5 separate regions of the Homo sapiens genome follow, and all the other regions are linked to region 1. The links are chromatin contacts, found by Hi-C or POLR2A ChIA-PET in ENCODE. All regions are on one chromosome and are shown on one strand. Each heading gives the region's core, a stretch centred on a gene start or an enhancer-like site at or near the end of the contact. The rest is flanking DNA. Distances are from core to core; before and after follow the strand shown. Region 1 holds the start of RPS29 (ribosomal protein S29). Region 2 holds the start of PELI2 (pellino E3 ubiquitin protein ligase family member 2). Region 3 holds the start of DLGAP5 (DLG associated protein 5). Region 4 holds the start of TIMM9 (translocase of inner mitochondrial membrane 9). Region 5 holds the start of WDHD1 (WD repeat and HMG-box DNA binding protein 1).

What was found. A loop is a pair of places that touch in the nucleus more often than their neighbours do. ChIA-PET counts read pairs that join two places held with the same protein, here RNA polymerase II (POLR2A). Pooled maps may share reads with other maps.
Region 2: a map of naive thymus-derived CD4-positive, alpha-beta T cell shows a loop between it and region 1 (18-fold over the local background). The contact joins the promoter of PELI2 here to the promoter of RPS29 in region 1. A Hi-C loop is called at or near these places in 1 of 168 maps with a recorded cell type or tissue (naive thymus-derived CD4-positive, alpha-beta T cell) and 5 of 50 pooled maps. POLR2A ChIA-PET finds 5 or more read pairs at or near these places in 1 of 52 experiments (B cell).
Region 3: a loop to region 1 is called in a map with no recorded cell type, with 20 times the contacts of the local background. The contact joins the promoter of DLGAP5 here to the promoter of RPS29 in region 1. A Hi-C loop is called at or near these places in 1 of 37 single-sample maps with no recorded cell type and 2 of 50 pooled maps. POLR2A ChIA-PET finds 5 or more read pairs at or near these places in 1 of 52 experiments (activated naive CD4-positive, alpha-beta T cell).
Region 4: a pooled map shows a loop between it and region 1 (5-fold over the local background). The contact joins the promoter of TIMM9 here to the promoter of RPS29 in region 1. A Hi-C loop is called at or near these places in 3 of 50 pooled maps. POLR2A ChIA-PET finds 5 or more read pairs at or near these places in 2 of 52 experiments (CD4-positive, alpha-beta T cell and Panc1).
Region 5: a loop to region 1 is called in a pooled map, with 4 times the contacts of the local background. The contact joins the promoter of WDHD1 here to the promoter of RPS29 in region 1. A Hi-C loop is called at or near these places in 1 of 168 maps with a recorded cell type or tissue (psoas muscle) and 4 of 50 pooled maps. POLR2A ChIA-PET finds 5 or more read pairs at or near these places in 1 of 52 experiments (Panc1).

What each region holds. Positions count from the first base shown.
Region 1 is chr14:49,584,142-49,587,974 of GRCh38, reverse strand. It overlaps RPS29 (ribosomal protein S29), which reads left to right and starts at 1,595. Exons shown (of 3, transcript NM_001032.5): 1 at 1,595-1,690; 2 at 1,926-2,025. The coding sequence starts at 1,629. It also overlaps RN7SL1. RefSeq lists enhancers at 1,035-1,544, 1,417-1,916, 2,515-2,564, 3,591-3,833.
Region 2 is chr14:56,116,680-56,120,535 of GRCh38, reverse strand. PELI2 (pellino E3 ubiquitin protein ligase family member 2) reads right to left here and starts at 2,125. Exons shown (of 6, transcript NM_021255.3): 1 at 1,799-2,125. The coding sequence starts at 1,875. RefSeq lists silencers at 1,648-1,717, 2,008-2,267, 2,308-2,367 and an enhancer at 2,498-2,737.
Region 3 is chr14:55,189,550-55,193,371 of GRCh38, reverse strand. DLGAP5 (DLG associated protein 5) reads left to right here and starts at 1,787. Exons shown (of 19, transcript NM_014750.5): 1 at 1,787-1,909. LOC105370508 (a long non-coding RNA gene) reads right to left here and starts at 1,699. Exons shown (of 2, transcript XR_943888.3): 1 at 1,570-1,699. RefSeq lists enhancers at 1,491-2,043, 2,044-2,597.
Region 4 is chr14:58,424,966-58,428,856 of GRCh38, reverse strand. TIMM9 (translocase of inner mitochondrial membrane 9) reads left to right here and starts at 1,326. Exons shown (of 6, transcript NM_012460.4): 1 at 1,326-1,465; 2 at 1,615-1,803. It overlaps KIAA0586, which reads right to left and starts at 1,138. Exons shown (of 31, transcript NM_001329943.3): 1 at 394-1,138. The coding sequence starts at 592. RefSeq lists enhancers at 867-1,056, 1,127-1,176, 2,191-3,134.
Region 5 is chr14:55,025,169-55,028,899 of GRCh38, reverse strand. It overlaps WDHD1 (WD repeat and HMG-box DNA binding protein 1), which reads left to right and starts at 1,801. Exons shown (of 26, transcript NM_007086.4): 1 at 1,801-1,872; 2 at 2,097-2,189. The coding sequence starts at 2,113. It overlaps SOCS4 (suppressor of cytokine signaling 4), which reads right to left and starts at 1,664. Exons shown (of 3, transcript NM_199421.2): 1 at 1,429-1,664. RefSeq lists enhancers at 925-1,451, 1,452-1,979 and a silencer at 1,774-1,823.

The DNA.
Region 1 (3,833 bases), core at 346-2,845:
TTTTCATTCCTATCACTAGGCCTTTTGTCCATCTTCTATTCTAGTTACACAAAGTTGTTCACCTTACCTTGGCTCAAGCGCTTCCTTTCACCAGGCATTCCCTTCTGTCAAGTGCTGCCTGTAGAAATCCCATTCTTCAAGGTCTACCTCAAAGGTCTCTCAAATGTACCTCGAACTGGAATTAATTTCTCTTCTTGGCTCCTTTCGTACTTCATGAGCACACCCATGATTTAATACAGAATATTTTCCTTAGCTGTACATATGTTGTTGGTGCACAAACGTTGTATGTTGAAGTCTTGGAGATAATCCTGTTTCCCACAGATTAGAAAATTTTGAGGGCAAGGAGCAAGTTATATCTAGTTTACAAATCTCTGACTCCCCTCCTTCCTTAATCATATAATACAATGCCTAACTTAATGATTGGGTAGGGGGACCCCACTAGAACCCTGACATAACATACCTTAAAGAAGTGTTGTATTTCAATTTATAAAAGTTTATATGTAAAAGTTTCTGGAATTGTTGCACCCTGTGCTACATTTTATAAATCTAGTTAAAGCTTTGATTTCAGAGCAGTTTTATCTGGAGGCATTATAAATGACCATATGGAATGTAGGTATCTTTCAGCAGAAATTCGTTTATTGACATTGGTTTTTTGCATTTTTGCATTTGCTTTTCATTACTTGTTTTGTCACCAAATTATCTGGTCAAAGCAACATACACTGCACATTACTTGTTTATTACTTTACATTCAGCCAATTACATTTAAGAATCAAATACACTAAATGCCAAAGAATCTCATTTTTTTTTGGAATGGTGTAGGTGTATTTCTTGGAGGAGTGTGTCAAAAAAATAAATTTGAAAACGTACTCTCTTTAACAAAATAAAAGCAAACCCTACCGTTGACTCGTGATCATTACAGCTGATTTTAAGTTGTTTTGTAAATTTATTCCAGTAGGTGTCACTGGTGAGTCGAGGAAAAACTCCTTTCCCAAGTGTAACGTTTTAATTAAAAGAAAGTAAAAGGTTTAATCAATAAAAAAGACTATGAGAATATTCATCTCTTGAGAGTCCAAAATTAACGTATTTATTGTTCAAAAGAGACGGGGTCTCGCTATGTTGCCCAGGCTGGAGTGCAGTGGCTATTCACAGGCGCGATCCCACTACTGATCAGCACGGGAGTTTTGACCTGCTCCGTTTCCGACCTGGGCCGGTTCACCCCTCCTTAGGCAACCTGGTGGTCCCCCGCTCCCGGGAGGTCACCATATTGATGCCGAACTTAGTGCGGACACCCGATCGGCATAGCGCACTACAGCCCAGAACTCCTGGACTCAAGCGATCCTCCAGCCTCAGCCTCCCGAGTAGCTGGGACTACAGGCACGCGCCACCGCGCCCGGCGGTCGGATACCGGCGCAGAATAGCACTAGAAGCTGTGGTATGGTGACGTCATCAACTGGGCCAGCCCACAACGCCTCTAAGATTTCATTTTACTCACCCAGCGAAACAACCTGACCACACTGCGCACGCGTTTCCTTTGAGCACTGCATTCTGGGTAAACTGTCTCAAAAATTTGAAGAGCGCATGCGTGGGCCAGCTTCTTCCTTTTACCTCGTTGCACTGCTGAGAGCAAGATGGGTCACCAGCAGCTGTACTGGAGCCACCCGCGAAAATTCGGCCAGGGTTCTCGCTCTTGGTGAGAAATAGTTTGTGATTTTGGGGAAGCGTTGCCGTGGAGCGCTAGGCTGCTTAAAATCTCAAGTAGAGGAGGCCACGGGCGGCACGAGGGAGCACGCCGACTGGGAGTCGCTGGTGCCGCCATTACAGGCCTGTACTGTGGCTTGGGAGTCCCGGGATGCGGGTAGTAGCCGTCTGAGTGCGGAGTCTTGTAATTTCTATGACCTGCAAAACCGCTGTCTCTTTTCTTACAGTCGTGTCTGTTCAAACCGGCACGGTCTGATCCGGAAATATGGCCTCAATATGTGCCGCCAGTGTTTCCGTCAGTACGCGAAGGATATCGGTTTCATTAAGGTAGGCGTCTGCAGGCGTACTCCATGTTGTTTGGGCAGAGAAGGTTGTGGGGGTTATTTTTTCCGCGAAAGACAAACGGACAGATCTTCCCTGGAGTGGTAATTCTGAGCATTCGACCAAGAGCTTTTCCTCTTTTTTTAGTTGGTAGCTGGTGACAGTGTTGATGGTTTGGGCAATCAAATTAATAGAATGGAGAAGGTGAAGGACTTAGTCTTTCCTACTCCCTTTTTTACCTAGATAGCTTAGCCAGTTTTAGGTGCCGTGTATTGTGTTTGGTGAAATTCACTTTAGAGAAGCCACTAAAATTGTTTTACATTTGTTTCATTTATCAATCTTGTAAGTACCTATTCTCTTTTTTTTTTTTTTAGAGATAGGGTCTCCCTCTGTCGCCCAGGTTGAAGTGCAGTGGCGTTGTTACGGCTCACTGCAGCCTCGAACTCCTCCTGGTCTCAGGCGATCCTCTTGCCTTGGCGTCCCGAGTAGCTGGGACTAAAGGCTCTTGCCACCACGCGCGGCTGTACCTAGATATTTTCTAACCAAATATATGTATTAACCGCTGACCCCAAGTTTTTTTTTTTTTTTTTTTGAGTCGGAGTCGCACTCACCCAACCTGGAGTGCGATGGCGTGATCTCCGCTCAGTGCAACCTCCGCCTCCCCGGTTCAAGCGATTCTCCTGCCTCAGCCTCCTGAATAGCTGGGATTACAGGCGCCTGCCACCATGTCCGGCTAATTTTTTTATTTTTAGTAGAGACGGGGTTTTACCATGTTGGTCAGGCTGGTCTCGAACTGCTGACCTCGTGATCCGCCTGCTTCGGCCTCCCAAAGTGCTGAGATTACAGGCGTGAGCCACCGCGCCCGGCCAACCCAAAATGTTTGAAAGCGTCATACACTGGAATGAACTTAAAGTTTGGGGCCGGAAAGACATTGTTAAGATTCAGCAAACAATGGTCTGCCATTTAGTGCTTCTATCTCTTGATCATCTTAGTCAAGCTAGTGTTTATATGAAACTTTTGACTGTGAAACTTTTGGCTTCTGAAAATCTTTTAAATAGTAGTTTGGGTTTTTTTTTTTAAGGTGAAAACGAATTTATTATTGGCTCTTTGAGATAAAAATCACCAGCTTTCTGATCAATTATTTTGTATTGGATAGTACTGTTCTATAATGATGTAAATTTTTTTTTTTGTTTTGAAATTGGGTCTCCCTCTGTTTCCCAGGCTGGAGTGCAGTGGCGTGATCTCAGCTCACTAGCCTCCCCCTCCCGGATTCAAGCGATTCTCCTGTCTCAGCCTCCCTAGTACCTGGGATTACAGGCGTCTGCCACCACGCCCGGCCTATTTTTATTATTTTGTGGAGATGGGATTTCACCATGTTGGCCAAGCTGGTCTTGAGGTCCTGACCTCAGGAGATGGGCCTGCCTTGACCCCTCAGAGTGCTGGGATTACAGGCGTGATCCACGGCGCCCTGTCTGTTGTAAATTGTTAATATGAATACTGCAGTGCAGCAGGGACAGAGAAAGTACGTTTAAACTCAGGCTTGGCAGCCCTGAGCAAATACTTCATCAGTATATGCTTCTTGTTAAAATGAGGAGGTTCGCCTAATTTGAGAGGTAGTATATCATACGTAAGAAAATGGACCTTGGCCCACGCCCTAGCTCTGTGTCCTAGATGAACTGGGCCAGGCGAGGTGCCTCACACCTGAAATCCCAGCACTTTGGGAGGCCGACAAGATGGGCAGATTTCTTGAGCCCAGGGTTTCCGCAACAAGCCTTGCCAACATGGCGAAAACCTGTTTCTACAAAAATTAGCCT
Region 2 (3,856 bases), core at 876-3,375, 6.5 Mb before region 1:
GGGCAGACCATATGCAACTGCAACGTTATATCCCGGGCTCCTGTGGAGTGAGACTATGATACTAGGACAATCCAGGGTTTCAATCCTTTCCGTGGCTTCGGAATGCCCTGCACTTCCAGCTATGAACACAAAACCTCTCCAGGCCCACTCGCTGCTTTTCTGAAACATCTCAACAATGATTTCCTCAAAAGGAAATAATGAAATAAAGTTCTGGCATACGTTAATCTTCCGCGTCAAGTTCACAGTGTTAAACACACTGAAGCCAGCCACACAAACAAAACCAAACTCCACAAGATTAGGTTGGGCTGAAGTTACATAAGACAGACTAAACTGCGGCTTTTCTCCTGTCATTCCTCCCGCCTTCCTGTGAACCCTGATATTTGTCTTTGAAGTGCAATTAAGATGTAGGTGAGAAAAACACTTATCTGCAAACAGCTTCAAAATAGGTAATGAGATTTCCAATACCACCCCCACTTAATGCACTAGCAACAAAGTCAGGAAGACTGGGAAGCTTTGAGTTGTGCGGTGTCTGGAAGCTTCCCTCAAAAACTCCTCTCTTTAAATTATTTTTAAGTCAGCACTTACTTCAAGGCACTCACTTATCAAAACACGTTTTGCAAAGTTCCCTGAGTCTTCCCACAGCCATGACTCCTCATATGTGTGCTAAGCCTACCTATCAGCGCCGAGGATGTTCTGAATACAGGTCTTTCAACGCAGAAGGACAAAAGCGCGGGTTCCCAGAGCGACACATCCAAAGGAAAAAATAATCCTTTCTTCAACACTAAACCCAAGTTGTTCCTTCCCCCCAGTTTCCTGCACTTCCCCCTTCCCCCTCCCCTTTCACTGCCCACTATATCCAGTTTTAAGCCCGCAAAGCCTCTCTCCTGGCTTATTAAGGGTAAACAATAGAAATGTCACAAGGAAACTCAGGAAGTAGATGAAGTCTCTAATTGCTGCCGTTTAACGATTGTACATAATTACTATCTTCAAGATGCGGCTTTCACCAGCAGAGAGGGAGCCGAGGCGGGCGAGGCTGGCGAGCTCCCCGCAGCCGGGAGGGCATCAGCGAGGCCGGGACCGGGGGGATACGGCCCGCGCCCCGGTGCCAGGCCCCGAGCAGCCGCATCCTGTCCCTCCCCTCCAGAGCACTCCAAGCGGGGAGAAGCGGAGGGCCGGCCGGCCCGGGTCACACACAGTTCACTGCTCTCGGGCTGCGGCGGCCCGCGGCGGTCATCGGAACAATTTGCAAAGCGCAGCCGGGGATCCCACAGCCCGCGGCGGCCCAAGCTCACGGCGCCGCGCTCGGAGTTCGGGGGCGCGGGTACCACGGTCCGCGAGGGAGGTGGGAAGACGGGGCTCCGCGCCGGCCGGCCTCTCAGCTTCGGGAAGCGACCCCGCGAAGCGCCCGCGACCGCGGCGCCTCACATGGAGTCCCTGCCCGCCCTCCCCGGCCCGGACGCGGCGCGCGGGAAGTGGAGCCCCTGCCCCCGCCCCCACGATACGGCCGCGGACCCGGTGCCCGGCGCTGCCCCCGCTGGGTCGCCCGAGTTCTGGCCACTTCCTCCGCCGCGTCCTCCGCGCGGACAGCGCAGCCCGGCGTCCGCCGCAGCACCCCGAGCGCGCGCCGATGGGGCGCATCCCGCCCCCGCGCCGCCGTCCGGGCCCTGAGAGCCTCTCCTGCCGCCCCGAGCGCCCCGGCGGTCCCCAAAGAGCACCGAGCCACCCCGCCAGCCCCGCTCCAGGATGCGGGCGCTCCCCGCCCGCGCCGCTGCCCGGGACCAGGGACCCCAGGACTCACCCGAGCACCACCAGCTCCCCGTATTTCACTGGCTCCTTATTGGGGGCGCAGTGTTCCTCCTGGCCAGGGGAAAACATGGAGCCCCGCTCGGCCGCCGACGCCGCCGCCGACGCCGCCGCCTCCGCCGCGATCCCCGCCGAGTCCGCGCCGCCGCTACAATCCCATCCCGAGAACGGGGTGAGCGCGCCGGGGAAGGGCACGGCGGCGAAGGGGGCGCGGGGCGGCCAGTCCCGCTGCTGCTCCGTCGTGGCTGCGCGGCTGCTCCGCCTGACTCCCCGGAGCTCCGCGCGCCGCGGCCGCCCCGAGTCAGAGCCGGCAACAAATGGGACCCGGCAGCAGGGGGACCTGCCTGCGCTGAGCGCCGCCGCCGAAGCCCCGCGGGAGGGAGGGAAGGAGGAGGGAGCGGGCGCACGAGAGGCTGGGGCCGCGCGGGGGAGGCGGGGGCCAGCGCGCGGGCAGGTGGGAGCCGCCCCGCCCCACGCAGAGCCAGGCGCCCGCCCCCGGCCCGCGGGGCGCCCCCTCCCCCGGCGCGTGGGGCCGTCCGCGCCCACTCCCCGCCCCCCTCGGCCCGGCGGAGGCTCGGCCCCTGTGTTATGTAAACATAGAGTAAAAGGGAAAGGAAGTTCTTAAAGGAGCAGCTCTGTTTTTTTTCCTCACTTCCTTCCCCAAACTTAGAGCGCGGGGTCCTCAGCCCTCGCCGCCTGGTTCTTCAGCCGCGAAGGCCCGCGGGAGATCCTGGAAACGAGCGGCCGCGGTTCCCAAGCCCACGTTTTCCTGGCTGGAGTTCGATGGGATTAACTTCCTCTCCGAGTAGAATAGCGCTCTCTCGACGTCACTGTGTCCCGGCTTACAACTAGAGGTGTCGCACACACCCACTTGGGTGCCTCCCCTTCCAAAACCAAGCAGAAAGGCGTCTAGAAAATTAGAAGGTTTTGCCAGTTGGTGCTGGCGTAGAGGACGTTTCGAAGGCGCTTGGAGCACCCCACCGTTGCACTGGATGTAGCTACCCCGGCTTGTGGTCAATAGAGCTCCACCTGGCTTTTGGGGGGTGGCGGGGGGATGGGGGAAGAGTTGTTTTTTAATCCATACTTTATCCACTTTTCCTGTGCCTTCTTTCCATCCCCTAATACATACAAGGGGAAATTACCTGGGTGGACTTTTTAGTGAACGTAAATGTTCCTTTATGACCGTGATTTAATCAATGCACTGTTTGCTTTCTATTCTTTTTAAACTAGTTATTGCTATGGCTTTAAAATATCGTAGACTGTATAGTTTTACTGACTGCTGTTTTTCATCATACAGGATTTTATTGTTCTAACATTTATTAAGCACTCATAATGTGCTAGAAACTCTACATATTATTGCGAGTCATTGCCTCTCAACACTGTTAAATATTTAAAGAAATAAATACTGCAGAAGCTACCCTGTGTATAGTGACTGGTTGGCTATGACCCGAAGCAAAGGGCTAGAAAAAATAATAATTGCATCTGTAACCTTCCATTCCGCTGTGCTGCACCCCTTGTGTAACATTCTCTGACAGGTTATTACGGTAGTGACATGATGTTTCTGATAATTTTACTTCAGTTAGGAACTGATTTTTTTAATTGAGGTTTTAGAAATAAATTATTCCAAAGTAACTAAAGCCACACCACTGGTAAGCCAAAAATAAACTTTATTAAACAGTTAACTTATTTCAGCTAACTATAGAAATTCTGTATTTCAAATGAATATTAGTTATTCTGCATATATTACGTATTCTCTATATTTTTTATATGTAATAAAAAATCTGTTACAGTTTTAACCAGCACTCCTTCACTAAAGGGATAAATCATGTCTCCTCCCCAGTGTTGATGTAAATTTCTTTCAAATTTCTGCTGGATTAATGTTGTCTTCATGTACTCTGTGCATCTACTTACCACATAGATTGTATGACTATCAAAGATCTGTCAGAATCATTCTGCAGTTGCGCCGTCACGATTACGATGATGCCTGCCTCTGTCACCCTAGCTTCTCTAGGCCTCCTCTGTTGCTGCTTCTGCTCTCTAGGCTACCATTACC
Region 3 (3,822 bases), core at 538-3,037, 5.6 Mb before region 1:
AGTGCTGAAATTACAGGTATGAGCCACCATTCTCAGTCTCTTTTTTTTTTTTTTTTTTTTTGAGATGGAGTCTCACTCTGTCACCCAGGCCAGAGTGGAGTGGTGCGATCTCAGCTCACTGCAACCTCCACCTCCTGGATTCAAGCGATTCTCCTGCCTCAGCCTCCTGAGTAGCTGGGACTACAGGCGCGCACCACCACACCCGGCTAATTTTTGTATTTTTAGCAGAGACGGCATTTCACCATATTGGCCAGGGTGATCTTGATCTCTTGACCTCGTGATCCCCCCGCCTTGACCTCCCAAAGTGCTGGGATTACAAGCGCAAGCCACAGTGCCTGGCCAGAAGGGTGAACATTAGAGACTGACAACCCCACGTGCTGGAAAGCATGTGAAACAAGTGGAACTCTTATATGTGGCTGGTGGGAATTGTAAAATGGTACAACCACTTTGGAAAACTGCTTGGCAATTCCTTACAAAGTTAGACATGGGTGACGGCACCCGCCTATAGTCCCAGCTATTCAAGAGGCCAAGGCTGCAATGAGCTATGATTGTGCCACTGCTCTCTAGCCTGGGGGACGGAGAGACCCTGCTTCTAAAAAAAAAAAAAAATTTTAAGTTAAACATACCCAGAATGACCCAGAAATTCCACTCCTGTATTTCCTCAAGATAAATAAAATATGCCCACAAGGACTTGTACGAGAATGGTTATAGCAACTTTGCTCATCATCACCAAAAATTGAAAGCAATACAAATCCATCAACTGGTGAATGCATAAAGTATTCAATGGAATGCCTCTCAATAACAAACACTACTAACTTCTGGTTCACGCAGACCCAAAAGAGTACCTATCACCTTCATTTTTATAGTGCTAGAAATAAGAGGAGTGGTTGCTGATGTGGTGGGAGATGGACAGGAAAGAAACAGGCCACTCTTCTGAGTGATGGAAATGCTCTACGTCCTGATTGGGTGGTAGTTACACAGCTGTTTACATTTACCAAACTCATCAAATTGTCCACTGGGGGGGAAAAACTATTATTTTCACTGTATACGAAAACTTCGCCTCAACAAAAAATGAACTAAAAAAGAAAAAAAAGGGGAGGGGGGCTGGCGACGTTGAAAAGTAACGCTAAACTATGTAAGGATTTGATAATTGGGGTAAGCCTTTTCTTTAAAACGTCTAGTAAAGAAAACATTCCAAGAAGGTCTGCTAGATTCTGTGACTAAACAAGGACATTAAAAAGCCCTGAATCCAGCTTGGTCAACGTAGTGAGGCCCTGTCTCTACGGAATTTTTTTAAAGTTAGCCAGGCGTAGTGGTGCGCGCCTATAGTCCCAGCTACTCGGGAGGCTGAGGTGGGAGGATGGTTTGAACACAGCAGCTCAAGGCTGCAGTGAGCAGTGGTCGGTGCCCACTATACTCCAGCCTAAGGGACAGAGACCTTGTCTCAAAAAAAAGAAAAAAGAAAAAAAAAAAAAGCCTTGCGAGCTCTGGGGGAGATTTCCCGCAGCCCAGCTTTGCCAGGGACCCAGCCTCACCCCTCGGGCTCCACCGCCCACTCCCGCCCTTCACCTGACGTGAGCGCCCCGACTGCTCCACTCCTTCTCATCCCGCGTCGCGGTCCCGCCTATTTTCCCTCTCTCACCCATCTTTTGAACTGGCCCTTCACCTTTCAATCAATTCAAATATCGCACGGAGCAAACCAATCGCAAGCCTCGTTGAGTGGAAGGGGTGGGATCTTCCCCGGAAGTGTTGGTTAAAGCCCCTCCAATCAGCGGCTCGGTGCGGCAAGTTTGAATTTCGTGGAGGCTCGGGTTGTGAGGGTTCCTGCTTCGGAGTCGGCGGTGGTCGTCCAGACCGAGTGTTCTTTACTTTTTGTTTGGTTGAGGTTTCACGCTAGAAGGTGGCTCAGGTAGGTGGGTGCTGGAGAGCTGGACGGAGAACACTGGCCCGCTTCCGTTGAAGGTCTAGAAGGGTCTGAGGACCGGGGGCTGCGAGCGGGAGCAAGTCAGAGGCAGGCTCCTTTAGGACCGTGTTACCTGCCCTTCCCGAAGCTGATAATGCGAGCCTTTAGAAGAGTCCATATGTTTGCCCTGACCTCTGTAATAGTCAGCGTTTCACCACCGGGGCGTAATTGACCTTTGGGGTGAAACTGTTCTTCACTAGCTCCGACATTAAATTCCCGTAGCTCTTCCCAGGTCCCATGGCAACTAAAAACGCCCGGTTGAGAACCTCTAGTCAAGCAAGATTAACGCATTCTGGACTTTCAAGCTGGAGGAAACGCCACTCAGCCAAACAAAATTTAGGTGTGTGTGGAGCCAGGGCTGCCTTGCTTGGGATCCCAGCTTCACCACCTTTTAGATATGCTAATGTGAGCAGTTAATTGACCTCATCTGTATGAGAGCGATAATAGTTAACTACCTTTCAGGGTTATTCTGATAATTGTACCTTTAATGTTGTCCTCGCTCGCTCTTTCTCTTGCTGTGGATAGTGCTATCCTGTATTTAATACATAAGTCTTAATTTTTCTTCAATCTTTAGCGAATTAATATTGCAGGAGATAAATAGTAGAAGACAGTTCTTTATGAAAAGCACAGTCCATTGTCACTTTCCTTGGGTCTTAGAGGAGAATGTTATTAGCATGCAGGTCAGACAGATTCTCGTTTTTTATATTTTGTTGATTGCTTAGAATCATGTAACAATGTATTGCATTACTTGTGCCAATTTTTCTATTATCTGGAGTTTTCTAGTGGATTTAGTTAATTCTTGTTGAAGAATATACCATAGTGTGTCTATCACAGAGCCTCCCCCTTACCTTTTTTTGTTTTTGTTTTTTAACTGCCAAGACTTCTGAGAATCAGTATCCTTTCTCCAGTTTGGCTTGGTAGTTCTCTATACCAGCTACACAGGTGACCCCCTCAAACTTTCTAATTTTCTTTGTTCTCCCTAGTTGGATCTACTGACGTCGTCTTTATTGTCCTCTTTTGTTTTGCTTGAATACATTCTCAAAGATCTTTCCAAGAAAAAGGCATGTGCCAATTAAACTATATGATTTTGTGCGTGTGTGTGTGTGTGTGTGTGTGTGTATGGCTTTTCTTTTTTAAAATTTATAGAGACGGGGTCGTGTTATGTTGCCCAGGCTGGTCTCAAACTCCTGGGCTCAAGCAGTCCTGCCTCGACCTCCCAAAGTGGTAGGATTACAGGCCTAAGCCACCGTGCCGGCCTAAACTGTATGATTTCTTGTATGGATGAAAATAATGGAGCAAACTGATAGGGTTATTGTGAACTATATATTTGGTCTTGTTCTGTTTTCTGGCAAACAACTACTAAAATCCTTGGAGTCTTCAAAGTGGTACCTTTTTGTATGCTAATGATTGACTGATAGCTGGATGCCTCTAAATAGCTTCAGGATTGGGGCTGGTCACTAGACAGACCAAGGCAGGATTTCTCGAGAGTTGGCATTTTCAGCCCCACCTCACAACCTCTGGGGAGGGGAGAGGAGCTGAAGGTTGACTTGATCACCAGTGGTCAATGATTTAATCACTCATGCTTATGTAATGAAGCTGCCATAAAAACCAAAAAAAAACACCTGTGTTTGGAGAGCTTCTTAGGTGAATACATGAAGGTTCCTAAACAGTGGTGCTACCTGAGAGAGCATGGAAGCTCCTTGTTCCTTTCCACATACTTTGCCCTGTGCCTCTCTATCCAACTCTATCTGTATCCGGTTGCCTATTGATTATCCCTATATGACTAATAGGTACCTGGTGTGGGGTTTTTGTTTGTTTTTGGTTTTCTTTTGGCTTTAGAAGAAATGTTAGACTACCTG
Region 4 (3,891 bases), core at 77-2,576, 8.8 Mb before region 1:
AATTGGCAGAAGTCCTGCTTTTCCCACTATGAAAAGAAAGTAGTGAATTAGGTAAAAAGCACTACTTTGGGGGAAAACTATAAAAAACACTACGTGGGGGAAAATAAAGCACATTATACAAGTTAAGTGTATCCACCATAAATATAAAAAAAAAAATATGCAAAAGTCAATGCAAAAAAAAAAAAAAAAAGCACAACAGGGGACGTTAAAGTTTCATTCATTCCATCTATTCAAACATTTTATAGGCTTCCTGGCCATTTTCCCGGGAAACAGGGTCAGTTTTCAAACATCTGTACAAACTAGACTTATATCTTACGTTTGGGAATTTAAACAAATAAGGACTAAAGATTTACTAAACTAAAACTGGTTGAAAAACTACATGGAATCACATACCACGTGATGTTCCATTCAAACTAGTCCCCGTTCCAACAGGAAGACGTTTATTTGCAGACAATGCCGGAGGAACACAGGGCAACTCATCTTTCAGCAAAACCAAATGATCTCCATGATTTTGAGAAACTACCTCACGAAGTCTCTTCACTGGCATCTTAATCTTTTTTTTCTTCTCCAAGCTGACCTCAGAGCCTTTCATATTGTTGGTCACAAAACAAGTCCCACACTTAAGGACGGAAAAACTTTCTCTGTTTCCTTAAGACTTCAGAACAAAATTTTCACCTCTTTGCAATAACTGTTTTTAAAATGTCGAACATCCACAAAGCTGAAAATCTAAATTCTGATATTGAATCCAGGATTAGAGCTGACTATAAAGTCATATTTACCCATTAATCCCACTCAGTCTATTAATACACCACGCCAAAATGTGAAAGTGGGGATGACAAGAGAATGGCCACAGGAGCAACAATAACCATAACAGTGCACTCCCCAACCCCAGAGCTGGTAGGGCAAAACCAAACACATGTAGTGGCGGGCTTAAAATTTGTTGAGAAGAGGCAGTCAAGCAAATAAAAGCGAAATGCTATTTTTAAAATAATGACCCACATAAGAAGCGTAATAGCTTTCTTCAGCCACAGAGTCTTACACACCCCTCCAGATGCAATCGTCGGAAACATAAATTCACCCCTACGTATCTCCAGAACGCCCGAGACCCGCACCGTCGTGGGTGTAATCTGACAACAGCGTCAGTTGCCCGCAGGTCAACACCCACTTCCCTTCAAACCCGCCCTTGAGACACAACACGCATGCGCGCCAAGAAACTCACCCAAAACATCCAACCAGAAAGCTAAGCGCTCTCTGGTGCTCTTCCATTCCTCTCCGGGTGGAAACAAACTCCGGACATAACAGGGGTTTATTTATTTATTTATTTTAAGGTAGCACATTGCCGCACAAGACCGCTCTACAGTCTCATCCAAGACTTGAAGAGCTCCCGACTTGTAATACTACTTGTGTTTACCAGGGACTGTTGACACTGCTTCGCTTCCGAAGACCGTTAGGGACGTGGGATTAGGTAAATTAGGCTTCCAAGAAGTTTCGACAGATTCGGGTCATTATTGGAGAGGAAGTCGGGAATAGAAAGCGTTGTCTAAGCAGAAAATAACCGAAGTTAATCCTTAGGAGATTTTAGAATTCGCTGATGGTACCTGCTTTTTCTTCTAGATTTCCTCGCGTTATAACGAATCGGCGTCTAAGGGTTTAAGTGTCACTTGACATTACTGCTCCCACGTGTTCTTTCCCATCTGGCGGCCGCGGCTCCTGTCCAGACCCTGACCCTCCCTCCCAAGGCTCAACCGTCCCCCAACAACCCCCAGCCTTGTACTGATGTCGGATGCGAGAGCCTGTGCTTAAGTATGGTGTCTGTTCTCTGCCGTGAGAATCCGGGGTTCCCGGACGGGGGGTGGCAGGCTACGCTCCAGGAAAGTGGCGGGGTCTCCCGAGGAGGCCGCCGCACGTACCTGGAGCAGTGGGGGGTGCGAAGCGGGACAGCGCTTCGCCGGGTCGGGTGCAGACCTTCCTGGAGATGGTGTCACCTGGGCGAGGGTAGGAACTTTAGGCCCTGAGCCACCCCCAACCCGGATCTGGGGAGTCGGGGTCCTGTTTTGGGACACTGAATTAGACTATAAGGTATTTACGATGTGACCTTGAGCTGCCCGGGGGAAGATCCTCCTTTAAATGAAAATCGTCTTTAGACATAATACCAGGTCTAACACCCCTTCCCTGATCTGCTCATTTCCCAGGATGCGCTACTTAGAGCTTTCCCTTTACGCCTTACTGGAGGCTTTAGAATAATCAAAGCAGAAAATGTAATCCGATCTAAAAGCTAAATAACTAATTTTATTTCTTTTACATCTCGGCAGTCTACCTTCATAGAAGTCTAGACTTAAAATGGACTTTAAAGTCTGAGCGCGGTGGCTCACGCCTGTAATCCCAGCACTTTGGGAGGCCAAGGCGGGCGGATCACGAGATCAGGAGTTCGAGACCAGCCTGGCCAGCAAGGTGAAACCCCGCCTCTACTGAAAATACAAAAAATTAACTGGGCATGGTGGCGCGCGCCTGTAGTCCCAGCTACTCAGGAGGCTGAGGCAAGAGAATTGCTTGAACCCGGCAGGTGGAGGTTGCAGTGAGCTGAGATCGCGCCATTGTGCTCCAGCCTGAGTGACAGATCAAGACTGTCTTAAAAAAAAAAGAAAAAAAAAGACTTTAAGGGCTCAGCGTTAAAGACCCTTTTAATTATTATTTTTTTGTAACTTGCTGAGTTTCTCTAATGAGTTTTGTGTTGTTTTTTGAGACAAAGTCTCACTCTGTGGCACAGGCTGGAGTGCAGTGGCGCGATCTTGGCTCACTGCAACCTCCGCCTCCCAGGTTCAAGCGATTCTTCTGCCTCAGGCCTCCTGAGTAGCTGGATTACAGGCGCCCGCCACCACGCCCAGCTAATTTTTTTTGTATTTTTATTAGAGACGGGGTTTCACCATGTTGGCCAGGTTGGTCTCGAACTCCTGACTTGATTCACCCGCCTCGGCCTACCAAAGTGCTAGTATTACAAGCGTGAGCCACCGCACGTGGCCATTATTTTTTATTTTAGTTACATTTTCTCTTCGTAATTGGGCTCATAGGTGGTACTTGTTTGTTCACAATTTATTGTATATTATGAGTGTACTGAAAGAACTACAATGTCAGAGTCGCCAGAGACCTTGGAGATAGTTTAACTCTTACCTTCTAGGTGAAACTTATGTGAAAGAAACAGTGACCTAAGATCTGAGTGTAGGCACTCTGAATTATTAAAATGACAACTTAATTTGGATCTTACAGCTCTTTGTCATTACTCTTTAGTTCCTTTCCCTCTTTTTTTTTTTTTTTCCAGAGACAGGGCCTTGCTCTGTCATGATCATAGCTCCCTGAAGCCTTCAACTCCTGAGCTCAGGCAATCCTCCTGTCTCAGCCTCCTGAGTAGCTAGGACTACAAGCACTTGCCACCACGCTGGCTAATTTTTTACTTTTTTGTAGAAACTAGGTCTCGCCTTATTGCCCAGGCTTATTTTCTCAGCTCACTGCAACCTCTGCCTCCTGGGTTCAAGTGATTCTTCTGCCTCAGCCTCCCAAATAGCTGGGATTATAGGCACCCGCCACTCTGCCCAGATAATTTTTGTGTTTTTAGTAAAGATGGGGTTTCACCATGTTGGCCAGGCTGGTCTGGAACTCCTGACCGCACGTGATCTGCCCACCTCAGCCTCCCAAAGTGCTGGGATTACAGGCGTGAACCATCATGCCTGGCCTTATTTTCTCACTCTAAATCAGCCCTCTCAACCCCTTTTCTTTATGACTGACACTTTTGAAAAGACCAGCCAGGTTGTCTTACAAATTGTTCCATGTTGTAGATTTTCCTAATTATTCCCTCATGATTAGAGCCATATCAAACTTTGGCCAGAATACCACATA
Region 5 (3,731 bases), core at 552-3,051, 5.4 Mb before region 1:
ACGGAGGTAGGTGTCATCTCCATTTTAGAGATGAGGAATTCGATTTTCAGTAAAGGAACATATTCAAGGTCACACAATGTGTCAGTTAGAATTAAAACCCAGGACTGTTAAACTCGGAGGCTCAAGCTTTTACCATACATGCAAAATCTGCAAAGAAAATTGTTCTTTAACCTATGAATCAAATGGCTTGATTGATAAGAGAAAATGACAGATGTGTGGACATCAATCATAGTCTCATGGGTATTACAGATATTATAGTGAAGGCATTTTGTAGCTATAACTTGTTCCAATTTGCAGATTCTTCTTATGCTGAGCTCTGAATAGTACTAACCAGAAATCTCACCACGCTTTATTCAACATAGAGACGAATATTATGAGAGTTCATCTTGAACTCTATGTACTCTAGCCAATGATATTGTTACTTGAACGAAAAAATTTATAAGCCAGTCTATCCAAAAAACAAATGATCTCCAAAAAAAAAAAATTAGGTCACTCAGAAAGCATCATCTCTGGTACCACTGCTCTTTCGGGAGATCAACAGTGGGTTATTTTTCCACAAATCCCAAGTTGTTTTTAAGCCAATCATTCTTCCTCTTCATTCATATACAAACCTCAGCGTCTAGCAAGGCTATCTGGAGCTCTAGTACTAAAAACAACGCCTCACACAATGCCACCCACGGTAAGAACACGACGGTTTGCCTGTGTGTTTGCAACTTTTCACAATGGAACTAGATTGAAAAAAACAATAGGGAAACCTCTTCAACAGAAAAACGTCTCAGGTAATAAAATAAATGTGATTGATACTGGAAGGTATCACAAAAACGCAGAAAAATTCTCAAAGATAAGTACAAATGAAAGAATATCATTCTGAAGGTTTTCATCACAGGCTGCTGTACCAATATGGAGAATGAAGATACAAGAAAAGCATAAACTTAAACTTAGTGGCCAAGACTTTAGCAGATATTGCATGGATCAAATGTAAGTGCTCAAGGCTACTAAGTTATAACTCTTCTTTTGGTTATAAATATTCACTTCAGTAAACTTTAGGTGGGATCTGAATAGAGAACACAAGTTACTTTCTTCATAACGGATATATAGAGTCGCAAAGAATAAGCATTAATTGAGCATTAATTAATTATACCTTCAGGTACCAAGAGAACCAACCGGAACAGAAATTAAGTCATTCCTTCTTTATCTCTACAGAAGCGACAAGGTGAGGGCACGAAGGATGCCAAGATTAGAGGCTCTAGAAGATCTCGCCTTCTTTTCCAGAGAAGATGCTCAAAGATCTGTCTGCTAACTGGGCCCCAAGAAAGAGACCGGATCCTTTTAGGGATCCGGATATTGTTTCCTGGGAGGAGAGCCTGGAGGGCAGGAACAAGACCCCGGCCTGCGAGGCCAGGCAGCGGCCACCCTTCCCCCACTCACCTCCCGGAGCGCAGCTTAACTGGGGTTGTGCGAGTAACTGCTGCCATCACCATCGCCATCAGTCTGGGCGCTTGCTTAAGTGGAGAGGGGAGGCCCAACCACTCCTGCACCTCGTGTAGGTCTTACAAAGCAGATGCTTTTCTGCCACCCCCAACCCCGCTTCGGCGTTCCGGTCCCAACCCAGCCGTCACGGTCATCGCCTCCGCCGGTTCCCTGGGCGCCGCCACCACTTCCGTGTTCAGCTCCCTCCCTTCCTCCCTGATTTGCCCGGGCAACCGGCTAATTTCCACGCGGAGGGCGCCGCAGCTGACGCCACCACCCGGCGACCTCTGTCGGGACCTGCGCTGGGCGTGGGCGGGTCGGCGCAGGCGCAGTGTGGTGAGCGAGCCGAAGCGCGGGAAGCAGCTCTTGTGGATCCTCAGTGGCGGAGGCTCGGTCACCCGGGTGAGTCCCCACTCCGGCTGCCCGCGTCCACCAAGGAGATGCGTGTTCCCTTTCCGGCTTATTGTCTGACAGACCCTCTGCCTTATCCCGCTGGTGTCACTCGGGTGGGGGAAACCGGGCTGCGGAGAACGGGCCCTAGAGGAGACTAAGCTCTCTTCCTATCCCTAGCCTCGCTGCTTTTCTCTTTTGAAATAATAAGACTGGCTTTTATAAAACATTTTCAGATAGGTAAAGGAAAACATGCCTGCCACACGGAAGCCAATGAGATATGGGCATACAGAGGGACACACGGAGGTCTGTTTTGATGATTCTGGGAGGTAAGGTTCTTTGAGAAACAACGTTTTAGGTGCAAATGTTAAAACATTTATCCTTAAACTTTATATGTGCAGTCAGCTAAAAATGACTCATGCGGATAGAGGAATAATGTTGAAATCTAAAATGGCACACATATTTCTTTAGATTATTGTTTGATTCGGGCCGTCATGGTAGTTGTAGTATATCGACAAAGTTATAATCGTACTTCCAGAGGAGTTGGAAAGATGCGAGCTTCTCTCCATATATTTTCCCCTTCCCTGCATCTTACATTATTAATTTTGTCAGATCACTAGTTACTGCCTACTTGTCAAATTCAGTGGCCTGTTCTGTTTGGAATGATATCCTTCCATGCCTTTAGTGATGCTATTTCCCTTTTTGCTTATTTTTTTTTAACTTTTTGACGGCTTAAAACAATTTTTTCCTCTGATTCCTAAACTATAATATTTTCCTACGGTTATTCTGGTCCCTTTTATCTTTCCAAGTCCCATTCTTACGCACTACTGCTCGATTGCACGGCTTCCACTGTCGCTTCTATGTTGATTGATTCATTGAAAAAATACTTGTGTGTCTCTTTTGCTGGGGACTACAGATAGAATAGAGCGAACCAGACACAGTCTTTTCCTCCTTTGAGCTTAAGGTCTTTTTGGATTGACAGGCATTGAACACAAATTAATCACAAAAATAAATGTGTATTTAGAAACAAGTAATATGTGCAGTGATAAACATGTATGAGGAGAAGCTCATCTAGTTAAAGGAGTCAGGGAAGGCTTCTTTGGACAAGTGTTTCTTGAGACGCCATCTGAAGACGGAGCAGGCATTAAGCAGTATAAAGAGATGAGTGGTGGTGGCGGTGGGGTGGTGATGTTGGCATAGTAAGCAGAGGCAATACTGTGTGTAAAGGCCCAATGGGGCCAGGGATCATGGTATGCTCAAAGAACTGAAGGAAAACTAGCCTTACTAAAATGTGGAGAGTGATGCAGAGTTTAGTGAGAGATGAATCTGTGAAGTTAGGCAATGGATGTCCTATCCAAGACCTTCTGGACTTTATTAAGGAATCTCGTTTTATCCTAAAAGCACTGAGAAGGTATTAAAGGCTTGAAGCAGAGAGATGTGATCAGGTTTGTTTTTGAGAAAATGCATGGAGGATGAATTGGAAAAGGAGCACTCATGGATGCAGAAAGACTGTTAGAAGATACCTGTATTAGTTTGTGTAGGGGCGGGTTGCCCCTCCACACTTGTGGGTGTTTCTCGTAAGGTGGAACGAGAGACTTAGGAAAGAAAAAGACACAGAGACTAAGTATAGAGAAAGAAATAAGGGGACCCGGGGAACCAGCGTTCAGCATATGGAGGATCCCGCCAGCCTCTGAGTTCCCTTAGTATTTATTCATCATTTGTGGGTGTTTCTCGAAGAGGGGGATGTGTCAGGGTCACAAGACAATTGTGGGGAGAGGGTCAGCAGACAAACACGTGAACAAAGGTCTTTGCATCATAGACAATGTAAAGGATTAAGCGCTGTGCTTTTAGATATGCATACACATAAACAT